Linked DNA regions of Homo sapiens: region 1 is linked to region 2. A link is an interaction called in ENCODE POLR2A ChIA-PET data of the cell type or tissue named here. Cell type or tissue: Caco-2. All regions are shown on one strand. Each heading gives the region's core, and the rest is flanking DNA. Links, peaks and the distances in the headings are about the cores only.

Evidence for each region. Peaks named below come from ENCODE experiments on the same cell type or tissue, not always from the same donor. Only the 100,000 strongest peaks of a DNase experiment are listed, where the experiment ranks them.
Region 1: POLR2A ChIA-PET joins it to region 2 with 6 read pairs; 2 of 35 experiments call an interaction of 5 or more read pairs at or near these places.

What each region holds. Positions count from the first base shown.
Region 1 is chr11:4,099,338-4,102,701 of GRCh38, reverse strand. It overlaps RRM1 (ribonucleotide reductase catalytic subunit M1), which reads right to left. Exons shown (of 19, transcript NM_001033.5): 2 at 621-709. Among named protein-coding and RNA genes, the nearest start is that of RRM1, 6.2 kb to the right of the region's middle. In Caco-2, for the core only: no CTCF peak of the experiment used is centred there; no DNase peak of the experiment used is centred there.
Region 2 is chr11:3,876,195-3,878,694 of GRCh38, reverse strand. All of the region lies in intron 1 of STIM1 (stromal interaction molecule 1), which reads right to left. Among named protein-coding and RNA genes, the nearest start is that of PPIAP40, 16 kb to the left of the region's middle. In Caco-2, for the core only: no CTCF peak of the experiment used is centred there; DNase peaks (open chromatin) are centred at 964 and 1,214.

The DNA of each region.
Region 1 (3,364 bases), core at 368-2,867, 220 kb before region 2:
ACAATTCCAAAACAAGCTTTACTCTAGGCTTCCCTTTTTTTTTTTTTTTTGAGAGGGAGTCTCGCTCTGTCGCCCAGGCTGGAGTGCAGTGGCACGATCTCGGCTCACTGCAACCTCTGCCTCCCAGGTTCAAGTGATTCTCCTGCCTCCCAAGTAGCTGGGATTACAGGCGCCCACCACCAGGCCCGGCTAATTTTTGCATTTTTAGTAGAGACGGGGTTTCACCATGTTGGCCAGGCTGGTCTTGAACTCCTGACCTCAGGTGATCTGCCCACCTCAGCCTCCCAAAGTGCTGGGATTACAGGCGTGAGCCACGGCGCCTGGCCTAGGCTTTTCCACTAATGAATAAAACAATTTACTCAAGGAAATATCTGATATTAAATGTTAATATCAAATTTTCCTCTTTACTCACATTCATAGTTCTCTGAAAAGTGAGAACTCACAGGACAGAACCAAAATTAAGGAAAAAAAAATGTTTTAAGCAATGAATTCAAATTTTATATCGAAGGGCATAGCCAGAATACCAAAGTATATCAGGTGAATGAAGGTCCAGGGATAAGAGACAAATGGAAAGAAACACATGAAAGAAGGAACCCAAGATAAAAACCATATTTACTTACAGGATCAACAAAATCCATATTGAGTCCATAACAAAGCTTCTGGATTCGAGATGTAATTTTGTCAAACATGACTCGTTCTTGGCGGCCATCTAAAGAATCAAATCATGTTAGCAATTATTAAATTCATGTTAGCAATTATTAAGACTACAATGTCAAAGAATCAAATGTAATTAACATGTAAATTGACCAACATGAAGTGCTATTTCACAGAAAAGATTGAGGCCCCCTCAAAAGATTCATGAAGAGATTGTCTTCTCTGATGTCACCTTCAAAGAGTATGAATTCTATACAGACAGACGTTTACGGATAATTTCCTAAATTTTTCCCCCATCCCACATGGCAGCCAAAATTACCCTTTAAAAGTTAAACTCAGAATCATATCATTACCTCCTTCAAAACTCCTAATAGTGGCTTATGATCTCCAGAATAAAAGTCAAAATTGTTATAACAATCCACAGGCCAGGCCTAGTGGCTCACACCTGTAATCCCAGCACTTTGGGAGGCCAAGGGAGCGGGGGGGGGTGTGGATCACTGGAGGTCAGGAGTTCGAGATCAGCCTGATCAATATGGTGAAACCCCGTCTCTACTAAAAATACAAAAAATTAGCTGGGCATGGTGGCAGGGGCCTATAATCCCAGCTATTCGGGAGGCTAAGGCAGGAGAATTGTTTGAACCCAGGAGGCGGAGGTTGCAGTGAGCTGAGATCACGCCATTGCATTCCAGCCTGGACAACAAGAATGAAACTCCAACTAAAAAAAAAAAAAAATCCACAGAATCCTATACCACTTGTCCTGTGCACCCACTTCCCAATTTCACCTCCAACTCTCCCACCTTCCTTCCTATTGTACCTTGACAACTTGGCCTTCTTGCTATATATCTCCTTTAGGTCTTTTGCTCAATGTCATCACCTTCTCAATGTGGCTTTCCCTGATGATTCCATTTTAAATTGCAATGCCCCAAATAGGACCCTTGCTCTTCTTATCCCCCTTCCCCTTCTGTGCTTTTTCTCCATTGCACTTACCCCATCTGACATACTATATATTTTACCTAATATTTTTCATGATTTTGGACTTAGATTATATCTTTGTCCTTCTAGACAAAAAAGTCTTACTACTCTTAGTTTAACCTCAAATAGTAGCTCATCCGACCTTTATTTATTCTTACCAGGAATAGTGAATATATCCAACCACCAAACAGCCTTAACCTTAGACAAGCCACAAAACACAATCAGTCATTTCACAGATCTTCATTTGTAGAAAGGGGTTAATTATTATATCTATTTTACTTGCCTAATCAGTTTACTGTGACAATAAAATTAGATAAGGTAAAAAGTGCTTTTGTTGTAACAACTTTGGCATAGTTACAACTATACCTCGTTATAAAATAAAGCTGCTCCTATGGGGGAAAAAAAAATCACAGTATGTGATACACAATAGGCACTCAATAAATGTTAGTGTCTCACACTGATTTAGTTTTTGTCTCTTTTGTGCACCTACAATCCATTGTAACTATAGGCTGAGTATCCTTAATCCAAAATTCCAAAATCCAAAACACTCCAAAATCCAAAACTTTTTCAATGCCAACACAATGTTCAAAGAAAATGTTCCTTGGACCATTTCAGATTTTGGATTTTCTGATTAGGGATGCCCAACCAGTAAGTATAATGCGAATATTCCAAAATCTGAAACAAATCCAAAATCCGAAACACTTCTGGGCCCAAGCATTTTGAATAAGGGATACTCAACCTGAAGTAACCAATAAGAAACATGCTAAATATGTTTACATTTATTTGGCCCTCTGATTCACATCTGTATTCTCAAATTTAGTGCCTAGAACAAGGCAAGTTCTCAAACATTTGATGAAGAATAAATGAACAATAAGACATCACTATTAACCCATTATCACTAGAACAAGTTGCTTTTTCTTCTACACTGATATGTTAGCCCCTCTCTTTCTGATCACCATTGTGATAATTTTCTCATCAGGCTCACATCTGCAGCATTTAACTCTGAAATGGGGTAAATTAACTGGCTGGCACTGGGACTGAAACCTCAGTGCTCTAGCAATTGGATAACTAAGCAGGCAGGTAACTGCAAAGCAACATTAGCGTTCTGCAATTATACATGCAGTGGGGGGGGAAAGCAACTTAGCAAAAAGAAAATTCTACAACTGCCAGAAGTTCTGAAGTCAATCAGGAAACTGACAAAAAAAAAAAAGTGCATTGGTAATTATCTTAACTCACACTTGAAAATAGGAGGCAGACTAAAGATCTAAAGGTCCAATGACACACAGTTCTCTATTCTGTCATTCCACTTGGTTAGTTTTTCAAGCCAGATGTTGATTTTATCACATCACTAATCCCTGCTTCTCACTGCCTACATTATCCTCTTCTCTCAAGCAAAGCCTTTCTTAGTTTGGCCCCAGATCTCTTCAACTGTTCCCTGTGAAATATAAGTCCCAAGAGGGCTTCCCATTCCCATATCCACATCATTGCTTATACCTTACTCTGCCTAAAGGTTCCTCTTCCACCTTTCCATACATCTAACTCCTACTCACCCTCCAAATCTCACACCTCCATAAAACCTGCCTCAACCACTTTTAACTCACACTGACCTTTTCCTCTTTTAAAATCCTCTAGCCAGCAGGGCATGGTGGCTCAGCCTGTATTCCTAGCACTTTGGGAGGCCAAAGCAGGCGGATCACCTGAGGTCAGGAGTTCGAGACCAGTCTAGCCAATATGGTGA
Region 2 (2,500 bases), core at 1-2,500:
TAAGACATAAGCCCTGCTCTCATGACTCTGCATTTGAATCCCAGCTCTTCCATTTGCAGAGCAACATGGACATCAAGGGAACACATTCTGTAATGAGACAGACCTGGTTTCAAATCCCTGCACTGACACTGCCAGATGAGTGACCTTCCACAAGTAACCAAAGCTCTTTAATTCCCAGTTTCCTCATTTGCATTGAAGAAGTAATAATTATCTTTCATAGGATCAAAAAAAAAAAGAAACTTCATATGTGCTTTTCAGGCACATGATAAATAATAACTTATTATCATTAACTAGCTTTGTGACCTTGGGTAAGTTGCTTAACCTCTCTGGGCCTCAGTTTCATCATATGTAAAACAAGACTAATTATAGCTACCTCACAAAGTTGTTGTGAAGATTAAAGAAAATTATTGGTGTAAAGCACCTAGCCTAGAGAAACAGCTCAGCAAAAGTTCCCTTTTCTTCCCTCTGTCTCTTCGTTCCTTAACCCTCCTCCTTTCCCTTCTCCCCAGACCATATGTGAGATCTCCCCTACAGCAATGCTCAGCTCCCGAAGGAGGGCAATGAGGACACAGCCAGGACCCTTACTGATTCCACTCCTAGAGAGCACCAGGCCCATTTAACCCCAAACCAAGTCTAACTTACCAACGCTTGACCACTCCTATCCAGGAACATGTTCTTTACTCACTTCTCGCCTAGTGACTTCAATTCACAAGCAAGAAGTCCTTTTTACCTGAAAGCCAAACAATTCCTCCCTGCTTACTCATTCTCCCAAGAAACTAACTAGAAGAGAAAGCATCAGTGTCTAAAATGCTGATCAGAGAGAGGAGACTGGTATTCCCAGTGCTTTAGAATGATAGGATAAAAGGAGAGGTCCTGGGCACCCTTGCTGGGAGACAGATAAATCCTACTGGCCCTTGTGCATATATGACAAGGGCAGGCAAACCTGCTGCAACTCCCAACAGTTCTGGGAATGCCTGAGAACAAGGCCCTCGGCCTGCTAGAGTTACTTAGGCATGAGGGAAAAATTAGGTATTCACTAGTAAAGGTCAACTTATAAATACCTGATTAACCCAAGCAAACACACTCTGCTCTACCTTATGTGAGAATTTACAACTGATCCGGAACAGAAGTCAAGCTGAGTACACGTTTTCAAAGCTATAACTAACAATTATTGAGGTATTTGGCAGGGTGGGGATAGGGGATTGACGGCTGGCTACAAAAGCCCATGCAAATCAGCTAAGTCCAGAGTCTCCACTGAAAGCTGCTTCTTCTGGAACAACAACCTCTGAACAAACCTACAGTGTAAATGTGACCTTGCTAGAAAGACAAGAGCCAGCCCTCCCATGAAGACCATGGGAAATGTAGAGAAGCAAGGCATACCAATTCCAAGATGCTTGCTTAATCCCAGGGAGTTCCTTTTGTGAGGAAATAATAATAATAATAATAATAATGTTGTTCTGTAGGAAGACACTAACAGATCAAGCCTGTGAAGCCATTGTCTAGACTCCCCCAGGTAGCTCTAACTGCTTTTTCCCCTGCACTCCCATCACACTTTGCAAACCATCAAGGGGAAATGAAAGAAACTATCTTTCCTTAAGCGCTTACTGTAAAGCCTTATAGAAAAGGTTTTAATCTTTTTTTTAAACAACTCTCCCAATAACCAGCTAATCCTAGTCCTATTTTATTTATAAATGAAGAAACTGAGCAACGCACTCAGTAAAGGGGCTGGGCAGAACCCAAATATGAACCTGGTCTGTCTGATTCCAAATCGTAAACTTTCTTTCAACAAATATTTTTTGAGAGCCTACTACATGCCAGGCACTACTCCTGGTGAATACATAACAGTGCATGAGACAGACAAGAACCCTATCTTTATGGGGTTTTCATTCTAAACCAAACTGCCTCCATATTTTACCACATCATGTATTTAGTAGGTAGATATCAGTATTTCTTTATCTTCAACCAGGCAGGACTCAATAAACATGTATTGAAGGCCAGACCCAGTGGCCCATAATTCCATCACTTTGGGAGATGGAGGCAGGAGGATCACTTGAGCCCAGGAGTTCGAGACCAGCCTGGGCAACACAGTGAAACCCTGCCTCTACAAAAAATAAAAATAAAATCAGTCAGGTGTAGTGGCATGTGCCTGTAGTCCCAACTAATCAGGAGGCTGAAGCAGGAGGATTGCTTGAGCCCAAGAGCTCAAGGTTGCAGTGAACCACGATCATACCATAGCACTCTAGCTGGAGTAACAGAGTGAGACCCTGTCTCCCAAAAACAAAAGAAATGAATGTAGTCCTTTCCCTCAACTCACAGGAATTCCTCTCAGCTGCTACCCAAACAGCATTCAACTGTTTATCCATTAATTTTGCATCCTTCTTCCTACCTAGGTCTGTTTATCCATTAATTTTGCATCCTTCTTCCTACCTAGGTCTAGCCATATCTTAAACCAAAAGCTTCCTTACAGTGCTAGCAAATTGGCTCCAGCCACCCACTAAGT